Regions from separate parts of the Homo sapiens genome. Here region 1 is linked to region 2. Evidence: read pairs that join two places in POLR2A ChIA-PET (ENCODE). Cell type or tissue: CD4-positive, alpha-beta T cell. All regions are shown on one strand.

Region 1 (2,500 bases), 140 kb before region 2:
ATGCCCAGGCCCTGTAACTGATATCTTGCATGTAGAGCCTGAGTATCAATATCTTAAAAAGCATTCAGGTAAGCCCATTGTGTGGCAGGGTTGAAAACAACTGCTCTAAATTATTTTCCATTCAGTCCACATTTTTACACCTAATTCACAAGCCAATCATAAGAAGCTTGGCCAAATACCCAGCTAGAACCCACACATACCTTGGCTCTAACAGGTCTCCAATTTCCTTTTTGGGCCTAGAGGCCATTTCAAAAAGGGAAATGAGTTCAGTCTGTCATGCCTTCTCCATGGCTTCTCCTAGCAGGTATGACTTCCCTTTCTAGTACTCATAGGTATTTGCTAAGGATTTTGGGCCGGGTGTGGTGGCTCACACCTGTAATCCCAGCACTTTGGGAGGCCGAGGTGGGCGGATCAATGAGGTCGGGAGTTCGAGACCAGCCTGACCAACATGGAGAAACCCCATCTCTACTAAAAATACAAAATTAGCTGGGCGTGGTGGGGCATTCCTGTAATCCCAGCTACTCGGGAGTCTGAGGCAGGAGAATCACTTGAACCCGGGAGGTGGAGGTTGCAGTGAGCCAAGATCATACCATTGCACTCCAGCCTGGACAACAAGAGCAAAACTCTGTCTCAAGAAAAAAAATAATAAATAATAATAAAATAGAGGTCGGGTGTGGTGGCTCATGCCTGTAATCCTAGCACTTTGGGAGGCCAACACAGGCAGATCACAAAGTCAGGAGATCGAGACCATCCTGCCCAACATGGTGAAACCCCGTCTCTGCTAAAAATACAAAAAAATTTAGCCGGGCTTGGTGGCGGGCGCCTGTAGTCCCAGCTACTCGGGAGGCTGAGGCAGGAGAATCACTTGAACCCAGGAAGTAGAAGTTGCAGTGAGCCGAGATCGCACCACTGCACTCCAGACTGGCAATAAAGCGAGACTCAGTCTCAAAAAAAAAAAAAAAAAAAAACAAAAAAAAAAACTTTGTTAAAGGGCCACAAGGAGACTCCAGTGGAAGAACCAAACCACCAAACCTATTACCCACATGGGTCTTCACTCCCAGCCCAGACAGAGCATTTTCACCTTGCTGCACTGTCGCACTCCTGCACTGTCATGCTTACCGGTCTGGTAAATGGGTAGCAGCTGGAGGGAATGTAGCTTGATGTCATCAGACAAGACATAGGACGAAATATCAGGAGCAAAACGTCTGTGGGTTTAAAAAGACAGAGAAAGGGAAAAATATAACTTCCATGTACTTTAAGCAGGCATATATACATAAAATGCTGGTAAAAAAAAAAAAAGCACTATAATACCTATAGAGCAGGTGCTGAAAGTGGGAATATTTTCTTTTTTCATCAGCTAATCCCGTAGACTCCAGTGTAACAGATAATCCAGACTGTTCACTTTTTTCACCAAGAAGTTCCAGGGGCTTCTGGCAGATGACAAAATCATCTGACTCAAGCTGTGAAATTTCATTACTGATGCCTTAAAAAAATAAAATGTAACAGTCCTGCTTGAATGAAAATTAGATTTTACAACATCCTCTCACCAATTAGACATATAGTAATTTCATTTATTTATAATATGCACACATTTACAAGGCACTGTGGTTGTGAAAAGACTTAGCACTTGCTCATTTAATCTCCACAACTGATAAAGTACAACAGGGTAGGTATTATCATCCCCATTTTACAAATGAGGATGTTGAAACTCAGAGATGGTATTATTAACCCAAGGTCATTCAACTAGTAACTATGAGGACTAGGACTAGAAGCCCCTCATCTAGCAGTGGTTGTTCCATTACTTCTACTGATAAATATATTCACATGCTACAGAGTAAGCTATGGACAGCCAGATCATAAAACCAAATCCCATGAAATAGGAATAACTAAATCTATAAATAACATGGCCGGGCACCATATATACCACAGACCTTCAGACTGCCAAAGGTGAAGGTTTTCTATATTCCTAAAACAAGAAAGCAAGTCAAATTCATTATTTACCTTCTTCTGTCCGTCTTATTCGATTGTTGGTCTTATGTGGATGGTGGTGAACTCTCTCTCCATTTTTAGGGCCTGACTCCAGTTTTACGATTAAGACTTCTAAGTCTGACATGACAGCAACATATCCAACACAAAAAGAAACCTCAACAGGAGTGATATTATCTATGTGTATAATTAAAGAACGTTCAAAGTCCAATAGTGAGAATTCCTCATTAATGATCTGGTACTTCAAACTAAATAAGACTAATTTATTTGTGCAGCCAACGAGAAGGTCTCCTTTCACAGGGCAACAGGAAATGCACAAGGGGGCCTCCGAAAGCGGCATTTCAATAATGTACATCTGGTCTCTGAAGGCTTTGCTGAATGGTCCCTCCACATTATGCCCAATCATTCGGATACACACACGAGAGTTTTCAGTCCTTTTATTTCTCCAGTTCACATAAGCACGTAGAAATGTAGCTTTGTTTTTCTCTTCAATTGCTACCAAATAATCTCCTGA
Region 2 (2,500 bases):
TATAAGATGTTTTTTAAGGATATTCCAAATTACAAAATATGAATTCCTCTGACTTAGGTTTTTGAAACTAACACATACAGACAAAATAGACAATTTTTAAGCACTTAACTCTTCAACTATACAAGCACTCTTAAGATATATTAGTCACAGGGGAAAAGAAAATAAACCTCAACTTGCATTCAGGTTGATTTCTTCAGAGTCAAGTTCATCAGCCTCATTTCACCGATGTGGCAGAAGCAAAACTGCTGATTAGAACCTACAATATAATGAGCTCTCTCTTCCCCTCTTAGTGCTAACATGCCCAGAAGCTAACCTTATCTTGTCACATCCTATACAATACTAGTGTAGAACTATTTCACAACAGCTATTGTTCAACTTTTCGGGAAATATGTAATTACAGTGATGAAGTAAGTGCCAAGACAGTTTGAAAATACAACAGTATAGAAGTTTGACTCTTCATTATGGAAAATTAGACACCAGCCATGAATTCGGTTATGTAGTCACCAGTTCTAAAATCTAACATTATAGAATTTTAGGAAGAAAGAGAAGTCCAGGTACCTCGTATGGTTTGCCATATTAGGATTATTCTCTTGGCCAGAGTCACAGAATAGAGAGGTGGAGAGGCTGTGAATAGAGGGCTGGTGATTAGAAGAATGACAGCCACATTCTTTTGCATGAGAAGGGTTGCAAAAGCAGCTGCAAATGCTCAGCCATCAACAGCCTGTGTGGCTTGTCAGTGGACATCAGGCCCCACCAGTTTCTGATGAACACAGGAAAGAGGTTAAAAACATGACCTGCGAGATATTCACACTGAGATACAGTCATCTGTAAAACTGGTCTGAGCTGAAAATTCCGGGACTTAAAACTGACTATGGGGGTGGTGGAGGGAGAAACTATGGTTGTGAGAAAATGTGGGTAACTGTGAAAGGAACACCTGAAAATGTTCATCAGTGCCTACAGCACAACACCTAACCAAAATTATTTTTATATAATTCTTAATTTTTATATTTAAGACTATTTACTTTTACTATATTTATAATTTTTATATAATAACATATTGAAAACCAGAGGCAAAGGTTACTGCCATTAGACAAAGTCATTGTCCATAAAGAAATATTTTATTGCTATCAAGCATAAGTCCAACACATCTTTATGTCACACAGTTCACACATTGATTCAAGTGGATAGTAAACCCCTCCAGAGAGAAGCAGCCTCCCAAGGTATAGAGTGAGCTTTCTTTGCTAAGTAAAGCTTAACACATATTTCAAGTGAACACAACCTTTGATTCGAGAACTGCTAATTCATTCTTCTGCTGAATTTAAACAACATATTGAGAACCATAAGTTCTCAGCTGCATAGATGACTTTTTACCTCTTTCAATTTCTATTAACAGAGAAGATTCAGTCCTTCACCACCAATGAGCCAGTAAATGGAATACCTCAGAGGATGGCCAGCACCTGGAAACCTGCTGCTGAATAATGAAATGTGCTAGAGGCACAGACAGAATCTCACGGTGGTTTCAGATTCTGGCTGAAAAAGCAGGAAGTGCTTCCTAGTCGAGCACTCTGCACGCATCCAAGCTTCTTAACAAAGAATAGGTTAGTTAGTTTCATATTCTCAAATTATAACCTAGATAATTTACCACGGCACACTACTGTTTGGTAATCAAAGTCTTACCTCTCAATAACATCTAATCGTTTTCTAGGTTAGAAATTGGATTCTCTTTACATGATTAAAATCATGTGGATTTCAGGCAGTTGGCAGGCCACAAGATATACTTTAGAATGTGATTCACTTACTAAAGCTGAAAAGAGTTACACCGAATTTCTGGCAGGATTACACTTACTTCCTTCAAATTAGGAGAGGAGGTGAAGAAAGCTACACTCTGACGAGAAGGTTAAGACAAACAGTGGACTTCTGCTAAAAACACTCTCCTCTTTTATGCAAAGGTAACTTTCAGTATAAGCAGTAGAAATAAGGAATACATCTTTTGAACTTAAAGGCTAATACAGCTTTCATTCCTTCTATGAAAGGAAAATAGCAGGAGCTAAAAACATGTCAGTAAAGCGAAGAAGTTTCATTCGGCCTTGACCACGGTGAACATTTAACACATTATTATTTTCTTATTTTAAGGTTGCTTAAAACAAGACTTCACTTCTTGTTAGATGCTGCCATACATTATGGTTCAGATACTCCTGCTCTGTTTTAGAGCATGTAGAGAGCAGAGTTTCGCAACCTCAGCACTACTGACATGCTGGGCTAGGTAATTCTTTGTTGGAAGAAATCGTCTTGTGCATTGTAGGATGTTTAGCATCCTGGACCTCCACTCATCAGATGCCCTTTGCACCCTCCCCCTTCAGTTGTAACAACCAAAAATGTCTCCAGACATTGCCAAATGTCCTTTGGGGGACATAATCACCCTTGTTTTGAGAACTATTAGCTTACAGCATAAACAAGCTAAATAGTGAAATAAAACTGAGACTTAAACTTCCCTATTATT

The links. ChIA-PET counts read pairs that join two places held together with the same protein. Peaks named below come from ENCODE experiments on the same cell type or tissue, not always from the same donor. Only the 100,000 strongest peaks of a DNase experiment are listed, where the experiment ranks them.
Region 1: POLR2A ChIA-PET joins it to region 2 with 5 read pairs; 8 of 35 experiments call an interaction of 5 or more read pairs at or near these places.

What each region holds. Positions count from the first base shown.
Region 1 is chr3:149,140,000-149,142,499 of GRCh38, reverse strand. It overlaps HPS3 (HPS3 biogenesis of lysosomal organelles complex 2 subunit 1), which reads right to left. Exons shown (of 17, transcript NM_032383.5): 2 at 2,002-2,496; 3 at 1,312-1,483; 4 at 1,120-1,205. Among named protein-coding and RNA genes, the nearest start is that of HPS3, 12 kb to the right of the region's middle. In CD4-positive, alpha-beta T cell, no CTCF peak of the experiment used is centred here; no DNase peak of the experiment used is centred here.
Region 2 is chr3:148,998,234-149,000,733 of GRCh38, reverse strand. All of the region lies in intron 4 of GYG1 (glycogenin 1), which reads right to left. Among named protein-coding and RNA genes, the nearest start is that of GYG1, 7.9 kb to the right of the region's middle. In CD4-positive, alpha-beta T cell, no CTCF peak of the experiment used is centred here; a DNase peak (open chromatin) is centred at 1,543; H3K27ac peaks cover 461 bases.